Regions from separate parts of the Homo sapiens genome. Here all the other regions are linked to region 1. Evidence: read pairs that join two places in POLR2A ChIA-PET (ENCODE). Cell type or tissue: MCF 10A. All regions are shown on one strand. Each heading gives the region's core, and the rest is flanking DNA. Links, peaks and the distances in the headings are about the cores only.

What was found. Peaks named below come from ENCODE experiments on the same cell type or tissue, not always from the same donor. Only the 100,000 strongest peaks of a DNase experiment are listed, where the experiment ranks them.
Region 2: POLR2A ChIA-PET joins it to region 1 with 8 read pairs; 2 of 35 experiments call an interaction of 5 or more read pairs at or near these places.
Region 3: POLR2A ChIA-PET joins it to region 1 with 5 read pairs; 4 of 35 experiments call an interaction of 5 or more read pairs at or near these places.

The regions. Positions count from the first base shown.
Region 1 is chr1:65,250,779-65,258,699 of GRCh38, reverse strand. No RefSeq gene overlaps it. Among named protein-coding and RNA genes, the nearest start is that of DNAJC6-AS1, 54 kb to the left of the region's middle. RefSeq lists silencers at 3,951-4,020, 4,111-4,610. In MCF 10A, for the core only: no CTCF peak of the experiment used is centred there; a DNase peak (open chromatin) is centred at 4,269.
Region 2 is chr1:65,455,968-65,463,888 of GRCh38, reverse strand. All of the region lies in intron 2 of LEPR (leptin receptor), which reads right to left. Among named protein-coding and RNA genes, the nearest start is that of LEPROT, 39 kb to the right of the region's middle. In MCF 10A, for the core only: a CTCF peak has its summit at 4,308 (motif pointing right); DNase peaks (open chromatin) are centred at 4,328 and 4,668.
Region 3 is chr1:65,389,747-65,397,667 of GRCh38, reverse strand. It overlaps DNAJC6 (DnaJ heat shock protein family (Hsp40) member C6), which reads right to left. Exons shown (of 19, transcript NM_001256864.2): 12 at 4,803-5,237; 13 at 2,636-2,770. Among named protein-coding and RNA genes, the nearest start is that of LEPR, 27 kb to the left of the region's middle. In MCF 10A, for the core only: no CTCF peak of the experiment used is centred there; a DNase peak (open chromatin) is centred at 4,097.

The sequences.
Region 1 (7,921 bases), core at 2,529-6,528:
TCGGGGAGCTTACACACTGTTGGCAGAAACTGAATTAGCACAAATGTACAAAGGTCAACTTGGCAATATCTCTCAAAATCAAAACTATATATATATATATACACTTTGATGCAGTAATTGTCCTTCTAGATATTTATGCTATATTTTTAGTGACAAATGTTCACAGTGTAAATTTCAGAGTCATTCTCTTTGGAAATATATATAAATGAAAGGAATCTTTCATTCCAGACATATTTATTGAATGTCTGCTATGTTCAGGACACAGTGTTAGCATGAAAAGATGACAGGAGTCCCTAGAAGCTATGTTCCTTCTCCCCTGCAGCCTCCTGATGAAAAAGAAGAAGGTGGTAGAAAGATGGATGCTGCTGCAGAAGACCTTCTGGTTGACCCAGAAGGGTTAACTTCCTCAAAGAAGCCTCCAGCTGTGGTTGCTTCCCAGAGCACACTGAACTTTTAAACATATTTTGAGTGTGATCATATGGTTGAAATCTAGACTAAGCATTAATCTAGACTAATAGTAGTCTGGACTCTTATGAAAATCTAGACTATTATTATTCTATACTAACAATAGTATACTAATAGTAGTCCAGATTTTCAGCCATATTAATATTATGGTTTGCTAATAATTTCTAGACTTTTCTAGGTTTTCTAGACTATTTTCTAAGAATAGTCTAGATTTTCAACCATATTAGGTTTTGTTTTATTAATATTAATACATACAATAGTAAACCTAATATTAATTTAAAAATAACCAGCCCTTTGTGAACCTCTATGTACCAGAAATGCATTTAATCATCACAGTTACATGACATAGGAATTGTCATCCTCATTTTTCAGATAATATATAACTCCATTTTTGAAAGACTAAGGATGCTGTCTGATATCACACAGTTTATTAATGTGCCATTTATTAGTGGCAGATTTAAATCATAGCCTGTGTGATGTCAAAGTGTATGATTCTAGATGCCCAAAGTGATGTTAACATCATCATAAGAAATTCAGGTTAACTTTAAAAAATCAAATAAAATTGAGATATAGATTTATTGCATAATATTTATTCGTTTTACTTCCCTCTTCCATGAGTATAGCTATTGAAACATGTTTTTTCATGTGTGGAGGGAGATGTGGCAGAAAGCATGTTGTATAGGTAGGCAGGCCTGAGTCTGACACTCACCAGTCACATGACCTCCAGCATATCACTTAGTGCCGCTTGTTTCACCTTCCCTTATATATAAAATGGGGGAAATACATAACATCTGCCCTCTCTCCTTCCAGGAGTATTGTCAAGATCTAAACAAAATCCTGTAGTTGAACTATTCTATAAGATGTCAAGTATCATGTAACATTAGATATTATAATGGCTTTATCCCCAGGGCTTATGGGGGAAGGGGAAGATAGATAGTAGAGGAATGTAGTGAGCAGCCAAGATCCTATCTAAGAAAAGAGAGGTGTGGGATGGCAATGAGCCCTGGGAAGCTGTGAGTAAACGCTAGGTCAGGAACGCAGAAGCGGAGATGGTTGTATAGGCACTAAAGATCTGGTTTTAAAAATTATAAAACTAATGCAGGAACAGAAAACCAAACACCAGTTGTTCTCACTTATAAGTGGGAGCTGAACAATGAGAACACAAGGACACAGGGAGGGAACCAACACACAATGGGGCCCGTGGTGGTGAGGGCAGGGGAGGGAGGGCATCAGGAAAAATAGCTAATGCATGCTGGGCTTAATACCTAAGTGATGGGCTGATAGGTGCAGCAAACCACCAAGGCACACCTTTACCTATGTAACAAACCTGAACATCCTACATGTGTATCCCGGAACTTTAAAGATTTTAAAAATTAAAATAAAAATTATAAAACTAGAACACTTATTCTAATCCAAGTTACTACAGTGGCAATATTCATCTATTCCTCTTTTGTAAGCATTCACACAACATCTGGAATAACACTATGCATGTAATTATCACTCAAGGAATACTTGTTGCAATCATCGATCTCATTCAAGCTCATGATAAAAAGTGGTCAGCCTTCGGCCCTATTAAGTTTCAGCAATAGTTCTTTTTGTTTGTTTGTCTGAGACAGAATCTCACTCTGTGGCCCAGGCTGGAGTGCAGTGGTGCAATCTCAGCTCACTGCAGCCTCTGCCTCTTGGGTTCAAGCGATTCTCCTGCCTCAGCCTCCCAGGTAGCTGGAACTACAGGTGTATGCCACCACGCCCAGCTAATTTTTGTATTTTTAGTAGAGACGGGGTTTCACCACCTTGGCCAGGCTGGGCTCGAACTCCTGACCTTAAGTGATCCGTCCGCCTGGCCTCCCAAAGTGCTGGGATTACAGGGGTGAGCCACTGCGCCCGGCCTCAGCAATAGTTCTTGATGACAGTATGGAAAGAATTTTGTTGGTGCACTGACTTTTAAAAAGTAGGAACACATACTTAAAAGCCGGCAAGATGACAATGACAAGCTGCAGAGTCTCCCTAACAACCACCAATAGAAAAGCTTGTTTCCAATGCAATAAATAAATATTTGAAAGATAATTATTGCTGGTCATTTTCAAATTTATTTTTATAATGCTTAATAGGTGCTAACACTTTATAACTACTAACTCGTTTAATTCATTAATTTATTTAATCCTCAAAACACCGGGGGTGGGTGAGGGGGACTATATCGATGGCAGGGTCCTGGTGCAATCTGGCTCTGCCCTGCATCCGGTCGGCCATTTTAGAAATAAGGCATGTCAACCCCCCAGAGGAAGGATCCTCAGATGATGGAAACAGACAAAAAGGACAAGACAAGACACATTCATAAGCAGTATCTACACAGTACCAAGCCCTGCACTTAGCCTCGTGGGGGATGCAAAGATGAAATGGATGAGAATGTGGAATCTTTAATACCAGATGAACAGTGACAAACGCTCTACAGGTGACGAAATGCTAAAGGAGGGGTTACAGGTGGCAGGAACCACAGAGATTTCAGCGAGGAGACTGCATTTGTGCTAGTCTTGGCAGGAGGGTAGGAATCCGGCAGGCTGAGATGCGAGCATGGACACTGCAGACAGAGAAAAGCCGGGAGCCCCCAGATCAGGTCACTTCCCTGCTTAGCACACTTCAGTGTTTTCCCAGCTCACGTAGAATAAAATCCGAACTCCTCTTCATGTTCTGCCCAGACCTCGATCCAGGCCCTGCATCCCTCTCTTTCCCCTTGCTCAATTCAGGCACTCTGGGAACCTTTCCACTTGCTATTCTCTATTACTCGGCTTCACGCTAGAGTAACTCCTAGTCAGTCCTCGGGTCTCCGCTGACTTGCAATGCCTCGGAGAGGCCTTCCCAGTCCGCCTGCCATGGAAGCTCGGGGACCTGCCTTTTTTCCTCTGTCAGCAGACTGATTCCCTCTAAGCGCACATAGCAATGTGTACCGGGCTTTCTCTGTTTTGCGTGTGTAATGTCTGTCTTCCTCTCTAGAAGTAGTTCCAAGATCCGGGCTTTGCCCATCGTGTTCTCCGGCCAAGGCAGATGGAGGGGCTCGATAAAAATTGTGGAATGAATGAATGGAGTGAGTCAGTGATTGGCTGTGAGTTGAGGCCCTGGCGAGGACAGGACTGAGTGTGCTTGGAAATAGTTTATCGTGGCGAGAGCTTCGAAATCACCGCAGGCAGGTAGAGAGGAGGTGGGTACAGGGCGGGAGGACCTTGAAGGGAGCCTCGGGTTCTGATTCATTCCCCCAGTAGGCACTGCATTGCAGGCGCCAGGCCAGGTGCTGGGGGCCGGGGACAAGCTAACCTCAGTGAGGCTGTGTCGCCGCGCCACCGTGGCTTCCCTGTGTCCAGAGCCAAAGCAACGAGCAGGGGCTAGAGGAAAGGAGACTGTGCCGACATCAGCCCCTGCGCTTCCCCAGCGGTCCCGGTACCCGCGACCGAGGGTCGGGTTCGGGCGTCGCCTAGGCATCCAGGCTCCCAGGGCCGGGAACGCGACCCGAGAGACCGCCGGGGACGGCCCCGCCGCCGCTGCGCCCCTGCCTCAGGGTAACAGGTCCCGACCGGCCGCGCCCACACTCACCCTGCGCCGCCTGGCGAGCTGAGCGTGGCCTCCACAGCCGCCGGGTCGCCTTCCACGGCCGCCGCAAGGAAAACAGCTTCCGGCTCTTCTGGCCTCCCTTCTCAGTGGCGCCCATCGGTGCGCCGCGCCCTCCCCCGCCGCGGTCGCCCGAGCCGAGCGCCACCGCTCGCCGCCGCCGCCGCGCGTCTGCCAGGTGCCGGGCCGCTGCTGGGAGATGCGCGCCGGGGGCGGAGCTTGGGGCCGGGAGCCGTGGCTGGCGCCGACAGGGGAGGCTGCCCGGCTCCGCCCACACGGCGGCGCCTGGCGCCCGAGGCGTGCGGGTGCGCGCGGGCCCGCGCCGCTCACTCGGGGGGCACCGTTAGCACCCTTTATTAACACAGGAGTCCTAGGGGGCTCTCACCCGTTTTATCTCCCTGTTACAAACCATACACTCCACACTCCGAGAGGGTAAGGCATCTGCCCACAATCACACAGCGCTAAAGAAATTCCAGAGCCCTAGACTCTGACGATGTTTACTCACACCGTGCTACCGCCTCAAAATGAAACATCACGTTAGAACGTGGTTTTAGTTCTGACAGATATTCCTGTTTTCCTAATACAAGAGATTACTAGTCACCCACATGATTTTTTAAGAACTTGTTCTATGTCCAGTTACTTTTACACACATTTCATGAAACCTCATTGCAACCCCGTGGTGTGGGAGGCGTTTCCCATTTTCCAGATGAGGAAACTGAGATGGCAGAAGTGAGGCTCCCTCACCCCATCCCCATGCCATCACTGGTCTCTGTTGAGATTTTGCTTGGAATTGGGAGAGACTGAGAGGAAGATCAAAACCAATGCCCTTGAACACGACCTGGCTGCAATAATAATAGCTAATATTTATAGAATGCTTTTTATGTGGCAGATTTTACATACATCATCTTATTTAACCCCTCCAGTAATACTCGTGGGGCAGAAACAATCTCCAAACTCAACAGATAGGGAAACCGAGCGTCAGAGAGTACAGGTTAGATATCTAAAACCTCAGTAAAAAGGTTTTATGTTAGGTCAAATTATGAAATTGCCATTTTTGTAGGCCCAAATAATATCAGACAAGAGCTTCTATCGGTGACCAAAATTAAAATCACCAGTGGAGATCGGACACGGTGTCTCACGCCTGTAGTCCCAGCACTTCAGGCGGCTGAGGCAGTCGGATCACTTGAGCCCAGGAGTTCAAGAGCAGCCTGCACAACAAAGCAAAAACCCGTCTCTACCAAAAATGCATACACACACACACACACACACACACACACACACAGACACAAATTAGCCAGGCATGGTGGCACACACCTTCAGTCCCAGCTACTCAGGAGGCTGAGGTGGGAGAATCACCTGTGCCCAGCGAGTTAGAGGCCGCAGTGAGCCGAGAAGGTGCCACTGCACTCCAGCCTGGCTGACAGAGTCACGTTATCTAAAAAAAAAAAAAAAAAAAAAAAAAAAAAAATCACCAGTGGAGACAGGTGAAAATCGAATGCCTGCAGATGTGATATGCTGAGAAAGACACATCATCTATGGAGTATTCTGGCCAAACATGCACAGCATGAAGCTAATCATGGGGAAACATCAGATAAACCCAAAATGAGGAATCCACTATTAAAAGGAGCAGGGAAGTGCTGTATTCTTCAAAAGTATCAATGTCATAAAATAAGAAGAAAAGCTATGGAGATATTCTAGATTCAAGGTGACTGGGCTGGATGCAGTGGCTCACACCTGTAATCCCAGCACTTTGGAAGGCCGAGGCAGATGAATCACCTGAGGTCAGGAGTTCCAGACCCAACATGGCGAAACCCCGTCTCTACTAAAAATACAAAAATTAGCTGGGCATGGTGGCGTGCACCTGTAATCCCAGCTACTCGGGAGGCTGAGGCAGGAGAATCACTTGGACCTGGGAGGCGGAGGTTACAGTGAGCCAAGATTGCGCCATTGCACTCCAGCCTGGGAGACAGACCAAGACTCCATCTCAAAAAAAAAAAAAAAAAAAGGTGACAGAAGAGACATTGCAGCTAAATACAATACCACCTGACTCTAGACTGGACACTGTTTTGTAGTTTTTTGTTTTTGTTTTTTAAGGCTCTAAAGCACATTACTGAGTTAATTTTACAAAAATGTGTATATATATATATATATATGTAGCAGATTAGAGAAAAATGTTTATCAATAAAAAACTTGCTGACATTAATAACTACACTGCGATTATGTAAGAAAATATCCCTATTTTAAGAAAACACACACTGAAGCCCCACACGGTGGCTTCGCCTGTAATCCCAGCACTTTTGGAGGCTGAGGTGGGCAGGTGGCTTGAGCTCAGGAGTTCAAGACCAGCCTGGGCAATGTGGTGAAACCTTTTGTCTCTCTTATTAAAAATTGAAAAATATAAAAAAAAATTTAAAAAGAAAATACACACGAAGGCATTTAGGAATAAAGAGCCACGATGCATTTAACATGCCTTCAAATGATTGGGGGTTGGGGAGGAAAGGTGTGTGTATATAAAATAAAATGGGAGGAATCACTCCACCCAAACTTGAAGCCTACTGTAAAGGTACAATTTCAAAAACCGTGCAGTGTTGGCAGAAAAATAGACACATATCAACGGAACAGAATAAAGACCCAGAAATAGAATGGACCCACGTAAATCTGTCCAACTAATTTTTGACAAAGGATCAAAAGCAATTCAGTGGAAGAAATGTGCTTTTTCAACAAATGATGTTGGAGCAATTGGACATCCATAGGAAAAAAAAAAAAGAGAGAAAATCCAGGACCCAAACTTCATACCTTATACAAAAATCAAGTCAAAATGGATTCTAGACTTAAATGTAAAACTATAAAACTTAGAAAGAAATAGGAGAAAATTTTCTAGTACCCAGAGCTATACAAAGAGTTCTGTGGCTTGTTACCAAAAGCACAATAAGAGGAAAAATTGATATGTTGGACCTTATCAAGATTATTTTTGCTCTGTGAAAGACCCTGTTAAGAAGATGAAAAGACATACTACCAACTGGGCAAAATACTTGAAACCACATAGCCAACAAAGGAGTATTTAGAATATGTAAAGAATTCTCAAAACTCAGCATTAAAAAACAAACAAACTGGCGGGTGCAGTGGCTCACACCTGTAATCTCAGTACTTTGGGAGGCCAAGGCAGGTGGATCACCTGAGGTCAGGAGTTCAAGACCAGGCTGACCAACATGGTGAAACCCTGTCTGTACTAAAAATACAACATTAGCCGGGCATAGTGGTGCATGCCTGTAATCCCAGGGACTTGGGAGGCTGAGGCAGGAGAACTGTTTGAATCCAGGAGGTAGAGGTTGCAGTAAGCCAAGATCACGCCATTGCACTCCAACGTAGGCAATATAGTAAGATTCTGTCTCAAAAAAAAAAAAAATTAAAATGTGCAAAAGACATAAACGCATATTTCCCTGAAACAGATACATAGATAACAAGCATATGAAAAGAAATTCAACATTGTTAGCCATTAGGGAAATACAAATTAAAACCACAATGAGATATCACTACACACCTGACAGAATGAGGATGTAGCCGAGAAACTGAATCACTCCTACATCACTGGCAGGAATGTAAACTGGTACAACCACCCTGGAAGAGTTTAGCAGTTTCTTATAAAACTAAACACAGAACTACCATATGACCCAGCAGTTGCACTCTTGTGTACTTATCCCAGAAAAAATGAAAACACACAAAAACCTATAAAAGGAATGTTCAGTAGCTTTACTTTGTAACAACCCAAAACTGGAAACAACCCAGGCATCTTTTAATGGGTCAATGGTTAAACAAGCTGTGGTACATGCATACCATGGAATACTAGTGAGCAATA
Region 2 (7,921 bases), core at 2,290-6,289, 210 kb before region 1:
AAGTCTCAGGATATAAAATCAATGTGCAAAAAATCACAAGAACTCCTACACACCAATAATAGACACACAGAGAGCCAAATCATGAATGAACTCCCATTCACAATTAATACAAAGAGGATAAAATACCTAGGAATCCAACTTACAAGGGATGTGAAGGACCTCTTCAAGGAGAACTACAAATCACTGCTCAATGAAATAAAAGAGGACACAAACAAATGGAAGAACATTCCATGTTCATGGAAAGGAAGAATCAATATCATGAAAATGGCTATACTGCCCAAGGTAATTTATGGATTCAGTGCCATCCCCATCAAGCTACCACTGACTTTCTTCACAGAATTGGAAAAAACTACTGTAAAGTTCGTATGGAACCAAAAAAGAGCCCACATAGCCAAGACAATCCTAAGCAAAAAGAACAAAGCTGGAGGCATCATGCTATCTGACTTCAAACTATACTACAAGGCTACACTAACCAAAACAGCATGGTACTGGTACCAAAACAGAGATATAGATCAATGGAACAGAACAGAGGCCTCAGAAATAATACCACACATCTACAACCATCTGATCTTTGACAAACCTGACACAAACAAGCAATGGGGAAACCTGACACAAACAACCAAATAGGGAAAGGATTCCCTATTTAATAAATGGTGCTGGGAAAACTGGCTAGCCATATGTAGAAAGCTGAAACTGGATTCCTTCCTTACACCATATACAAAAATTAACTCAAGATGGATTAAAGACTTAAATGTAAGACCTAACACCATAAAAACCCTAGAAGAAAACCTAGGTACTACCATTCAGGACATAGGCATGGGCAAAGATTTCATGACTAAAACACCAAAAGCAATAGCAACAAAAGCCAAAATTGACAAATGGTATCTAATTAAACTAAAGAGCTTCTGTACAGCAAAAGAAACTATCATCAGAGTGAACAGGCAACATATAGAATGGGAGAAAATCTTTGCAATCTACCCATCTGACAAAAGGCTAATATCTGGAATCTACAAAGAACTTAAATTTATAAGAAAAAAACAAACAACCCCATCAAAAAGTGGGCAAAGGATATAAACAGACATTTCTCAAAAGAAGACATTTATGCAGCCAACAGACATATGAAAAAATGCTCATCATCACTGGTCATCAGAGAAATGCAAATCAAAACCACAATGAGATAACATCTCATGCCAGTTAGAATGGTGATCATTAAAAAGTCAGGAAGCAACAGATGCTGGAAGGATGTGGAGAAATAGGAATGCTTTTACACTGTTGGTGGGAGTGTAAATTAGTTCAACCATTGTGGAAGACAGTGTGGCGATTCCTCAAGGATCTAGAACTAGAAATACCATTTGACCCAGTGGTCCCATTACTGGGTATATACCCAAAGGATTATAAATCTTGCTACTACAAAGACACATGCACATGTATGTTTATTGCAGCACTATTCACAATAGCAAAGACTTGGAACCAACCCAAATGTCTATCAATGATAGAACGGATTAAGAAAATGTAGCACATATACACATCATAGAATACTATGCAGCCATAAAAAGGATGAGTTCGTGTCGTTTGCAGGGACATGGATGAAGCTGGAAACCATCATTTTAAGCAAACCACCACAAGGACAGAAAACCAAACACCGCATGTTCTCACTCATAGGTGGGAGTTGAACAAGAACACATGGACACAGGGCAGGGAACATCACACATTGGGGCCTGTTGGCGGGTGGGGGGATGGGAGAGGGATAGCATTAGTAACCCTAATTAGTAATGCCTAATGTAAATGACGAGTTGATGGGTGCAGCAAAACAACATGGCACATGTATACCTACGTAACAAACCTGCACATTGTGCACGTGTACCCTAGAACTTAATGTATAATAATAATTTTAAAAAACAGTTTCTAAGACCTTAACAGATTTGGGGAGTATTGGCCAGGTATTTTATAGAAGGCCCTTCAACTGGGAGATGCCTGATGATTTTTTCACGATTAGGCTGATGTTTGGGGTTTGCTGAGGAAGACTATGGAAATAATATGCCTTTCTTATCACATCATATCAAAAATATATACCATTGATGCTGACCTTGATCCCCTGGCTGAGGTGGGGTTTGTCAGATTTTTCCACTATGAAGTTAGTTTTTCCTCTCTCCATAACTGTATTATTTTGAAGGAAGTCAGTATGCGCAACCCACACTTGAATGTGGAATTATGCTCTACCTCCTTGAGGACAGAGTATCTACATAAATTTTTTGGGATTCTTCTGTATGGGAGATCCACCTATTCTCCACTACTTGTTTATTTATTCAATCATTTATTTGTATCAGTATGGACAGACTCGTGGATATTTATTTATACTTTATAATCCAATACTATTTTGTTGACTTTGTTGCTCAAGTTTTTCTGTCTTCAGCCATTAGGAACCCTTCTCTGGCTACAGTTCCTTTTAACATATCCCCATCGTTGTGTGATTTTTTTGTTTTCTGAACACTTCCTTATGCCCTGGTACCTTAGGCCTATGTTTGTATTTCCTGCCCCAGTGCTAGAATTGACCACTTCTCCTAAGAGCCCTGGTTTATTTTACTGAAGAATGGTATTAGACAACTGGATCTGGGGCCAGGCATGGTGGCTCACGCCTGTAATCCCAGCACTTTGGGAGGCCGAGGCAGGCGGATATCTTGAGGCCAGGAGTTGGAGACTGGCCTGGCCAACATGGTAAAACCCCATCTTTACTAAAAATACAAAATTTGGCAGGCATGGTGGCGGGCGCCTGTAATCCCACTTACTCGGGAGGCTGAGACAGGAGAATTGCTTGAACCCAGGAGACGGAGGTTGCAGTGAGCCAAGATTCCACCATTGCACTCTGGCCTGGGCAACAGAGTTAGACTCCATCAAAAAAAAAAAAAAAGAAAAGAAAGAAAAGAAAAAAATGGGATCTAGGTTCCTGTCTTCCATTTGATGTATTTTTATTTTTCTCAATACCCAATTTCTAATTTTACAAAGTATTTCAAAGGTTTTGTTTTTGTTTCTGTTTTTGTTTTTGTTTTGAGACAGAGTGTCACTCTGTCACCCAGACCAGAGTGCAGTGGCACAGTCTTGGCTCACTGCAACCTCAGTCTCCCGGGTGAAAGCGATTCTCCTGTAGTTGGGACTACAGGTGCACACCACCAAGCCCGGCTAATTTTTGTATTTTTAGTAGAGACGGGGTTTCACCATGTTGGCCAGGCTGGTCTCGAACGGCCTCCCAAACTGCCAGGATTCCAAGCGTGAGCCATCGCGCATGGCCCCTCTTGAAGGTCATCTTTTTGGTGAAGAGTTCCATGACTTTGTCTAATAATTCTTTCTTTGAAAGATATTTAACACATTATTATTCTGAGTAGGGGGCACGAGTACATGGATCTGTATCTATGCACACACAGTAGAGAGCCAGATCCATAGAAAGAAAAAAATGGGTAATGAGATAACAAAAGCTCAATTATTTTAGAGACTCCACTGTAACATGTACCTCAGCTACACTCTTTCCAGCACTCAGGGAGGTGGTGGTACAGAGCCATGACAATCAGAGCACTGTGATCAGGAGGACCTGAGGTGACTCCTGACTCTGGCACTTGCTAGCTGTGTTCTTTGGGAAAGTTACTTTCTCTCTCTGAGCTTCAGTCCTCAGCTATAAAACAGAGATCACTCATTCATTCAACAACTATATAGTATTTTTTATGAGCACTTACTACTTGCCGGGTACTCTTCTTATTGCTGATATGTAATATAGATTATGGTCTGGCTCTTACTTGGCTTATTACTATGTGGATAAGAACATAGTAAAAAAAAAAAAAAGGATAATTTAGTGATAAGTACCGTGAAGAAAACTAAACAGCAAAACAACAGAAGGTATTATAGGCATGTGGGCTCATTTTAGATTATTCAAATGAGGTCACATTTAACAAAGACCCAAATATTAATAGAGAGCTAGTTATATAAAGATATAGGGGAAACTTGTTCCAAGCATGGAGTATAGCAAGGGCAAAGGTTCTGAGGTAAGATGAGCTTGGAGTGTGCAAATAACAGAGAATGGCTAAAATGGTGGAAAGTAGGCAGGGTGGACCTCCAATAATGTTGAAGAAATAGGTAGAGAGTAAATCATTATAGGTGCTGGCAAAGAATTGGAATATATCCTATGTGTAATGGGCAGTTCTGCCAGTTATTAATTTATTACATTTGAGTTATAAATTCACGCTTCTTTGTCCTGGGTTGGGATGGCAGAGCTGGATCCTGTGAACATTTCCCTTTGTTAGTTGGACAATGGTAAGCTTTGCCAGTAGAGGGCATTAGAAAGATGCTGAGGGAAGAAGGAGCTCCACTTCCTGATTTGAGTGCTTTTTTGGTTTGTTCTTGCTGCACATAGCTGCCAGTGGCATGTGAGATAGGTAGAAGATGCCTCCCCAGTGAGCTTTGCTGGCACTCCTAAGGGTGGCTTTCTAGTGAGTTTGGCCAGCATACCATAGGGCAGCTTCCAAGTGAGTTTCAGGATTGTCCTCACAGGTACACTTCCCAGCTAGTCTTTCCAGCACCCTGAAGGGCAACTCTCAGAGGTCAGCTCCCCAGAGAATTCAGTAGCACCCCAGCTGGCTTCTCGGTAACTACCACTGGCAACACCATGGGTGATTCTCTGCCTGCCAACATCTTAGCCAACTTCATCATCCAAGGGTGCTGAGTCACATACTGTGGACAACGACCTGTTGTCCTAAGAGAAACTGAACAACAAAAAAAATCTTTCTACACTTTGGGAGACAGACAGGAATACATGCAGAGCTCTTAGCCAGATAAGCATAAAATCTCACACTAAAGGTGTATTTACATCAGTTCCTTTCACCTATAGATTATGTCTGTCTCACAGAAATGAAGAGTGCCTTTGATGGACTCAGCAGTAGACTGGATATGGCTGAGATAAGAATTGTTGAGTTTGCAAATATGTTAATAGAAACTGCCAAATTGCAAAGCAAAGAGAAGAAAGACTGAAAAGAAATGGTGCAAATATCCAAGAACTGTGGAACACTTACAGAAGGATAATAAAGGTATAATGGGACTAACAAAAGGAGGAGAAAAAAAGGAACAGAAAAAATAAAGAAACATTGGCTGAGAATTTTCCAAAATTAATAGCAGACACCAAACCAAAGATTCAGGAAGCTCACACAATGCCAAGCAGGAAAAATACCAAGAAATATCTACACCCAGGAATATCATACATAAACTGCAGAAAATCAAAGACAAAAGAAAATCCTTAAAGAAGCTATAGGAAGGCAAAAAAACAAAAACAAAACAAAAACCCCTTACCTACTGGAGGAACAAGGATAAGTATTACGTTGGAATTCTCTTCAAAAACGACTCAAACAAGAATAAGGTAGAGTAAAATAAAGTGTTGAAAGAAATAAATCACCAATTTAGAATTCTGTATCCAGCAAAATTTTCATTCAAAAGGGAAACAAAGATTTTCTCAAATGAAAATTGAGGGACTTTGTTGTCAGTAAACATGCCTTGAAAGAAATGTCAAGAGTTCTTCAGAAAGAGGGAAAATAATATAGGCCTGAAACTCAGATCTAAATGAAGATGGGAGGAATATTTGAGAAGGAATAAATGAAGGTACCACTATGGTGACTCTAGGAGGTGAAAGAGCTAAAGGAGCCTCCTGTATCTCACATAAAAAGACTTTCCCTCCACTATTACCATAATTTGTCCCTCAGTATGAATTAAGTTCAAAAATGTTTTCATCTAAATTTGAGGTTTGTGGATTTCCTGCAGTAGTCAAAGCTGTTCTCAGCACTATGGTTGCTCCAGTATCACATTGTTGGCACATTTCAAATTGCTTGCCATGTAAGTTTTATAGGCCTCAACTTTGTAGGTATTCATGTATCATAGGCTAACTCAAGTGTACTCAAGATGCATAAAAGGGAAAGGAGGCTACTGGCCTTTGAGAACTCAAAACTCATGCAGGTGAACCATTCATATTGGGTACAAATATACTATCAACTTCAGCTTTGAAATTACATGAGTAGTTTGCTTTACCTATGGATTTGGATTCTGTTGTAGCCTGTCTCGAAATTTAAAAAGAAAAGAAACAAAGAAACATGAGAACACTGTAAACACTGTAAGTGGATGCTGAGAAAAAAGGTGGACACATGGAGCTAAAGAGTGGAATTATAGACAATGAAGACTCAGAAAGGGGAAGAGGTGAGAGGGCAGGTGAGGAGAAATTACTTAATAGGTACAATGTATGTTATTCTGGTGATAAATACCATAAAAGCCCTGACTTGACCAGTATGCGTGTAACAAAATTGCACCTGTACCCCATACATCTATATAAACAATTTTTTTGAACCATGTAATAGACATGAAGAATGGCTTTGATGGCTTATTAGTAGAGTGAACGTGGCTGAGGAAAGAATTTCTGAGACTGGGGATCTATCAGTAGAAACCTCCAAAACTGAAAAGCAAAGAGAATAAAGACTAGAAAAAGCAGGACAGCATATTCAAGAACTGTGAAACAACTACAAAATATAAACATATGCATAATATGAATACAGAAGGAGAAGAAAGTGAAGGAAAAATTAAAAACTTCTATTTTTCTTATTCTTAACTGATCTAAGATGTAACAGTTTTCAAAATAGTAATAGCAATAACGTATTAGGTTATATATGCTTATGTATATATCTTATGTGTATCTATATGCTTATGTATGCTTACATATAAGTAAAATGAATAACAGCATTGACACAAGGGATAGGAGGAAAGAATTGGGTTACTTTGTTACTAAAAACACTACCCATGAAGCAGTATAGTGTTATTTGAAGGATTGGATTCTTGCAAATGTATACTGCATATTTTAGGGCAAACACTAAAAAATGTTTAAATAAACAGATACAATAGATATGGAAAAAAGTATAACAGAGAAAATGGAACCATGTAAAGTATTTAATTAAAAATACAAAAGACAGAAAAAGAGTGGAAGACAAAAACAGGGTCAAAGAACAAGGGCAACAAATAAAAATCTAACAAATAGAGTAGGTATTAATCCCACTATATCAATAATCACTTTGCATGTCAGTGGTCTAATGCACCAATCAAAGACAGAGACTGTTGGAGTGGATGAAGAAACCAGACCCAAGTATATGTTGTCTACAATTAACCAGCTTTAAAAATAGACAGTATAGATTAAAAACAAATGGATAAAGATATACCATACTAACACTAATCAAAAGAAAACAAGAGTACCTCTATTAATTTCATTAAGAGCAGACTTCAAAGCAAAAATAGTTATCAGGGACAAAGAGGGGCATTACATAGCAATAAAGAGGTCTGTTCTCTAAGAAGATATACAATCCTTAATATGTATGTGCCTAACCACATACATTAAAATGAGAGGCAAAAACATCAGAACTGCAAAGAGAAATAGATGAATCCATGATTGTAGTTGGAGACCTGAATACTCCTCTGTCAGAAATGGACAGATCCAGCAGGCATAAAACCAGTAAGGACAAAGTTGAACTCAACAACACCATCAATTAACTGGATATAATTAACATCTATGGGGGGAGGAGCCAAGATGGCCGAATAGGAACAGCTCTGGTCTACAGCTCCCAGCGTGAGCCACGCAGAAGACGGGTGATTTCTGCATTTCCATCTGAGGTACCAGGTTCATCTCACTAGGGAGTGCCAGACAGTGGGCGCAGGTCAATGGGTGCGCGCACCGTGCACGAGCCGAAGCTGGGCGAGGCATTGCCTCACTCGGGAAGCGCAAGGGGTCAGGGAGTTTCCTTTCCTAGTCAAAGAAAGGGGTGACAGATGGCACCTGGAAAATCGGGTCACTCCCACCCGAATACTGTGCTTTTCCGACGGGCTTAAAAAATGGCGCACCAGGAGATTATACCCT
Region 3 (7,921 bases), core at 1,662-5,661, 140 kb before region 1:
AGTCTTACATCCAATTAAGACGCAGAAGTAGGTATCAGAACTTCAACCCTGTTGCTAATCAAACCCACAAACCCTTATGACTACCTACCACATGCAAGGCACCACATCAGGGGACAGAGACTGAAAGATGCATTATCTATCCTCAAGAAACTTAAGGTCTGTTAGAGAAACAGGAATATATTTTTTCAAAAAGGTAATTACCTAATATTTTAGTCTCTATTTTGCCTTTTATTATGATTATTTATTTGTTCTTCCAACATCATGTCCCAAGTGATTATTCTCTTCAGAATAGATGTTCAATAAATATTTGTTGAGCCCAAAGGCAGTATTTTTTTTATTTTCATGAGAGATTGGCGACGCCTTGCAGAAACCCGGGGGAAGTACCCTGAGGATGTCTGACCTCCCAAAGCAGACATCTGAGTGTCACCTATATTCTGTCCTATGTGAAGACGGGGAGTTGATTCAGTAACAGTGAAATGATCATTGCTTTCCCAACAAGGAGAGGAGAAAATTCTTTCCACTCGCTAGTACAATACAGACCAAAATGAGAAATGTAACCACAAAACAAAGGAGTACTAACTGGCCTAAACTGGGTTATAAACACCATGTTCTAATCAGCTCATCAGAAACAGAAAACTGGATCCAAAACTGCCAAGCTGCCAAGTATGAACACCCACGTCCATGGGACACAAAGGGTAGTACTCTTATTAAAACAATAATTTCAAAGTATTAAAATCAGGAAAACATATAGCCTTATGACACTATCACTGTGCATCAAAGAAACTTTGATGGGAAAAATGAGTTAATTCATTTTATATTTAATATTGGAAAGATAGATAGCAGCTACCATGTGCCGGTAATTCTTTTAGGCACTATGGATGCATTAATGAACAAAACAAAATTCCCTGCCTTTGTGGAATTCATGTTCTAATAGAGAGAGAGAGATGACAAAAAAATGTAACACATAAGTTAATTACTGCATATACTGGAAGTTACTAAGCACAACAGAAAGGGGAATGTAGAGTAGGGCAGGGAGACGAGTTGCAATTTGAAACGGAGGAATCAGAGTAGACTCCACTGAGAAGGTGACATTTGAGCAAACACTTGAAGGAGGTGAAGGACTTAGCCATGCAGATGCCTGGGGAAGAGTATGAGGCAGAGGAAACAGCCAGTGCAACAGCAAAGAGGCCAGTACAGCTGGAATGCAGAGAGTAAAGTGGGAAAGAATGGGAAATGAGGTCACGGGCACTGAGATGCTAGAGCATACAGAGGCTACACAGGCCATTTCAAGGACTTTGGTTTTCATGCTGAGTAAAATGGGGAGGCATTTTGAGCAGAGCAATGACATGACTTAACATTTTAAATGAGTGAGAAAACCAACTCTACTCTACATTCCTGCATCTTTTCTCCTACAGGTAGTCAACATCCAATCAGGAGACTCTCTCAAGTGAGCATGACTCAGAGGTAAGAGGGGAATTTCTTGTATATTGTCCTGAGGATGCACTTCAAATAGTTTGAGATTAAAGACTAGTTGGAAATGAACCACAAAAGTTGTTCCTGGAATCTTTTTTAGTCAAGTTTCAGTTTCACCAGTGTTGCAAAAGTCATCTTCCTTTTGCATTGGCATGGTTTCCCAAAGTCAACTGATGACTGGACTGCATTCTCCAAGCAAGCTCAGGATGCCTTCAACAATACGTCACCTTCTAGGTTGTGGCCAATAATGTTCAATAGACTTCGACATCAGGAATGAGCTACAACTCTCTGGCTCAAAGTTATTTATCCCTCACTGCAGACCTCCGGTTTTAATCAATGTTACCTAAGTGACACACTTTTATAAATGGATGTGATTATTATTACTCTTTCTATACAACCTAAGTCTCTAACATAGAAATATAATTTGGGCCACATATGTAATTTTATATTTCCTAGCAGTCACATTTTAAAAAGTAAAAAGACACTATTGAAATTATTTTTAATAATATAGTTTATTTAACCCAGTATGTTCAATATATTATGTTAATAAATGATCAATATAAAAATATTGATGAGATGTTTCACATGCCCTTTTTGTACTAAGTTTTGAAATCTGGTATGTATTTTATACTTGGAGTGTATCTCAAATCAGACTAGCCACATGTAGAGTCATCAACAGCCACACGTAACTAGTGGCTATCATATCCCAAACTTTGTTCTTTGGAATACCAATTTTGTGGACTACTAACATATTTTATTTATTTAAGACATATTTTCCCACATTTCAAAGATTTCTCTAACCAAGAAGTATCTTCCAATCATTTCATAGTGGCAGTGTTTTTTTCTTTCTTATTGGTACATAAAATAATCATATGTCCTACAATCAAGGGTCATTTATGATTCTGTCCATGTAGCTCTAATGCAAAAAAGGATACCATAGTCAAATAGGAAAGCAGAGCAAAACAAAGTTAAGCAGGTTTCTGTCCTGTAAGACAGCCCAGAGATTTTGATATGTTAAGGTGAGTTGTTAATTTCAAAAACAGAGATGTGTGAGGAAGCTTTTATCAAAAAAGCACCCACAGGGTGCTTTTATATATGAGCACTTACTGATATCTTGCAGAAAACTATGTTCCACTGAACACAATATAAAATATTTCCTTACCATGTACTGTGGGCGAAGGACTTCTTGTTGGCTGGAGAAAGGGGTCACTGGAAGCACTGGATGTGTTCAGAAAAGAACCCAGCAAATCCTGACCTGATGGTTTAGAAGGTGCTCCAAATGGGTCAAAGGTGGCACCTAGAAAACAATGGGAAAATATATTTATTTGTCCCATGAGTTCATTCACTAAATGTCACAGAATTGTCACTTCCTGTAGGGCTAACAGTGGACTCCAAGAATTTCCTATCTTTGTGGACAAAGGAGTAGTCTGGACTTACCTGTTGGATGAACTACAGTCGATACCATTGCTGCTACACAAGGCTAATCTGCCCAGCAGTTGTTAGGAGAGCATTATGCCAATGAAGTCTTAGCTGAAAACGTATTAAGCCATATATCCCACCTCGGTTTTAAGAGCAGGATTTATTTGTTATCTAGCCTTATCCCTTCTTACCATACTCAGTACATTTAAAATATCAATTTATGTTAAACTAGGGGCATTCTCCAATAACTAAAACTGCCCAACACCACAAGACAAGAGCTCAAAATTTAGTCTTTGCAACAATGCTAATATGTAACTATTATCCCCATTTTACAACTGAGAAGATTTTTCAATAATGTTACACAGACAGTTAAGTCCTGGGATTCAAATCCAGGTCTTTAACTCTAGACTTGGTGTTCTTTCTACTTCCTCTTGGGGGGATAGAATACTTGCATTCTAGACCTGGGTATGCCACTAATCCAGTGGGTATCCTCAGACAGGTCAATCAATACATCTAAGCCTCAGTTTCATTGTCTATAACATGAGGCAGAGAATTAACTGATGTCTAAGGCCCCTTCTGGCACTGGAATTCCACTAGCTGCCTGAAACTATGATGAATGAAATCATGAGAGTCACACCAGGTGCACAGTCTTAAAATGCAATTATCGAGTACTGATATCTTGGATCTTGGAAACTGTTTTCCTGACAGAGCTTTTTTTCACTTTGGCAAGTTAAAACTGTATGGAAGGAAGTGAAGTACAGATGAAATAGCATTGGCATAGGATTCAGGGCACCTGAGTTCACATCCTGGGTCCACCAATAGCTAACATTGGAGCTTGAGCCTCAACACCAATACTCTGTAATTCTGAGACCCACACTCATGAAGGATGCCTCCAGCTGAACTATCACAAGTCAAGACCAGCCCAGAGCCTTCTGGGAAGGATACGCTTGGGGAAAAAAAATGTTCCTATAGGATACTATAGGCCTGAAGAGTTGAGACATTTCTCTTTACCCTTCCTAATGTGAAGTCATCTTGGTTAATGGTGACAGGACCAAGGGGCAGCTAATTTGAGTGGGTTCTTCAGGAGCTGTGCTGGATCTCTGCTTACCCAACTACACTGTCTTATAAATGTCAAAAAATCCTAGATGACTCATAGTAGAAGGTTTGAGTCTCTGGCAATGAGACAGTGAAACTAACAGAGCCTCAAGGGGCTCAAACTCCTTACCTAGTACCAACTGCTCTGTTCTAGGAAGCTGTGCTTCCGGCATGAGTCACTTAAACATATTTTCAAATAACCAAACACTTCTCTGGATAGCCCACATATATTCAGAAAACTATAACTTCAGGAAGCCGTTATAGGAAAACAGAGGGAAAGCCCTAGAGTCAAATAACCTAGGTTTGGACACTGGCCTTATCAATTACTAGTCATATAAACCTATGCTACTGATTTAATTCTATGCTTCCATTTCCTCAACTATAAAATGGGGATAAAAATAGCCCTTATTTATTGAGTTTCTGTAAGAATTAAATAATGTTTAGTATTAAATTCCATGTCTGGCAAATAGTAAATACCTCATAAATATTAGCTATTTTTATCAATAATAATTCATCAATCAGTATGTTTAAGCAGACTAATGCAGCTCAGGGGTTGAAGTGCTAAACAAAGAAAATTAGAAGTAAGAGTGTGAAGCTCAAACGTCCACTCTTACACTACCTTAGTGTGCTACCCAAATGGACAATATTTCTATTTTCTCTTACGCTCTCAATTTAAATAAAGATACAGACCTCCTCTAAAGGACTTACAGTGAAATCAGAAAAGTCTAGCTTATTAGGAAAGTTCAATTCCACCTATTTGGCCCAAAGGTTAGAATTCAAATCTGAGAGGCACAGTGCAACATAGAAAAAATTACCTTCTCCCACTCTTAGGGTTGGAGACGCAGAGGTGGAGGTGGCAGAGCGGCGTGGTGTTGACTGGGTAGACGCAGGTCCACTAGGATGAAACACATCTTCCACTCCTGACTGTCCAGCCTGGGTGGGACCAGCTGCACCTCCACCCCCAAACAGGTCACTCAGTAGTTCAGAATTGGTGGGAGGAGCCGCTGGCGGAGAGAAGCTGTTACTCATTGCAGACCCTTCCAGGCCCAAAAGGTCCACATCCTCAGGGGGTGGAGGGGCTGCTGGCTCCTGCTGCTTTTTGCTGGGCTTCTTGACTCCATGAGGCTTGTCACCATTGGCATTGCCATGCGGACTGGAAAGTGTCAGAAGTTCATCATCTGATTGCTCACTTTCCTGATTCACTAGGGCAGCGTGGTCCTCCTCACAGAATGACTTCTCCGATTTCTGATCTGAGGAAGGCCAGTATACCATAAGAGATTAGTTGCTGACCACAGCATTGTTGGTTTTTGTTATAATATATGTATATAATTCCAGAAAGACAGAAGGATTCAGCCCTGAGCAAACAGTGTTTTTAGACCCTAATCAGTGGAACACTTGATGTATTTCACGTTACATTCAACTACCACTTGTTGAGCATCTGAGAGGCAGTAGAGCATAGGGGTAAGGAGCAGGAACTCTGGAGCCAGCCTAGGACTGAATCTCAGCTTCACTACTCACTGGCTCTATGACACTGGGCAAGTTACTTTACTTCTCTGTGCCTTGGTTTCCTCCTCAGCAAAGTGGGGATAACAAATTGTACCTAACGGCCGGGCGTGGTGGTTCACACCTGTAATCCCAGCACTTTAGGAGGCTGAGATAGGATCACTTGAGGTAAGGAGTTTGAAACCAGCTTGGCCAACATGGTGAAAACCCCATCTCTACTAATAATACAAAAATTAGCTGCACATGGTGGCGTGTGCCTGTAATCCCAGCTACTCGGGAGGCTGAGGCATGAGAATTGCTTGAACCCGGGAGGTAGAGGTTGCAATGAGCCAAGATCATGCCATTGTACTCCAGCCTGGGCTACAGAGTGAAACTGTGTCTAAATAAATAAATAGTACCTAACTCACAGGCTACTGTGAGAAATACATGAGATGATATTATAAATCACTCCAATCAATAGTAAGTAGTACCTAAGTGTTGATTTTTTTTTTCAGGCACTATGCTAGGTGCTTTGGCCGGGGAGGGTAGTACAAACCATTATCTGCTAGTCATTTGCTGACACTTCTCACTGTCTTTACTTCTCCATGTGTCCTGTAGCCAAAAGCAAATCCCTTCTCTAACAGTCTGGAGCAGAAGTGAACCACACATTTAAAAAGTGAAAAGAAGAGCTCTGCTGTGAAAGGTCCTTATACCAGCTTGAAAGGGGTACTTTCAGCACAAAATGAGCAGCAGGAAAGAGGCCTCCTCTGGGGAAGGAGTGACCTTCTAAGCCCTCCCTGAGATAGATCTTCCCACAAAAATTTGATATTTAATGCCAGATAGACCCACATTCCAAGTCAAGTATGGATCCACATCCTTTATTCCAAATTATAAAATGTAATAAGCTATGAAAAGGAAAAGATTTTCCTAAGTTTGGCATGAATTCAGTTGGTGGAAAACTGACAGACGTGAATATGAAGATACTTATAGTCTTCATTTATCTCACTTAGGGCTATTGTTTATATGTTCTACTGCAGAAATATTAATATGTTTGATTATAGGTTATTATCTGAGATATCACTTGGGATGTCAAGTTACATCACTTTATGTAGCATATCATCCTTCTAAAATCCAAAAAGTTCTGCATTCCTAAACATACCTGGCTCTGAGAGGTTCAGACAAGAGACTGTGCATCTATACTAAAACCTATTTCAGAGTCTACAGGAATTATCTCTAAATTATTTGCTAAAATGACAGTGGAGAGGAAAGAGTGAAGTTGTATTAAAAGCCCTCGCTGTGAGGAAAATAAGAGGTAAGAAAGGCCAACAGGGGATAAGAAATCTACCTACTGTCCAGATACCACTGGGTTTTCCAAATTTGAGGATTTGCTAGTTCCATTTCTCGAAAGAAAATTCTGAAAGTGAGTCTTTCAATTCAACGGAATTTTATGAACAACTTTTTCATCAAACTGAAGCCTGCAGGCGATGGGAATATTATCTTACATTCACACAACAGAGGAAGGTCAATCAGGATAATTTCAGATAAACCATACCATAGCCAGTTTCCCATGCCTTTCATACCCAAACACTGACTACCCACGTCTACACTGAATCTCACAGTTAGCCTCAGCCAGCTCTAAAGCAAGGATAGCCAATGGGTATTGATTAGGATGCCAACGTCAGGCTACTGCTGGCAGCAGCTGGAAGTGTTATATTGAGGAGGATTCTGAAAATATCTCCAGGTTTGAGAGAAAAGAACCTAGTAATCGAGCCCTTATTTCTGGTATGGCTGTTAAAGCAAGAGCAGAGATATACAGGCCAAGTGTTTGCTTTCTCTGCAGCAGGGTAAGCTCAGTTCTGCCCTGCTAGTGGTTAAGGCTCCCTGGGGGGAATGCTGATTTGATATTTTTATAATATTTAGTTGACAGCGGAAGATAGAATCCTGTGTTAATCTCATTACAGAGGCAGCAGTCTAAAGGGAGATCATAAACAAATCACACTTATTTGTCAGTCCAGGAATGACGTGACCAAAAACACAGCAGAGAGAAGGGAGAATTCAGTTTAAAATGGCCTTTTGCATCAGTCTAAGAGCATCTACTGAGTTGAAAGTAGGGAAGTTGCCTGATTTGAAAAGGGAATGAATTGGAAGGATGTAAACTTGAATGATGTCTTTTAAAAAATTTTTTAGAGATGGAGTTTTGCTCTGTCACCCAGAATGCAGTGCAGTGGCGCAATCATAGCTCACTGCAACCTTGAACTCCTGGGCTCAAGCAGTCTTCCTGCCTTAGCCTCTGACATAGCTAGGACTACAGGCATTTGCCACCACTCCCACCTAATTTTTTAAAATTTTTTGTTGAGATAGGGTCTCACTATATTGCCTGAGCTGGTCTTGAACTCCTGGCCTTCCTATCCTGGCCTTCCAAAGTGCTGGGCTTACAGGTGGGAGTCCGTGT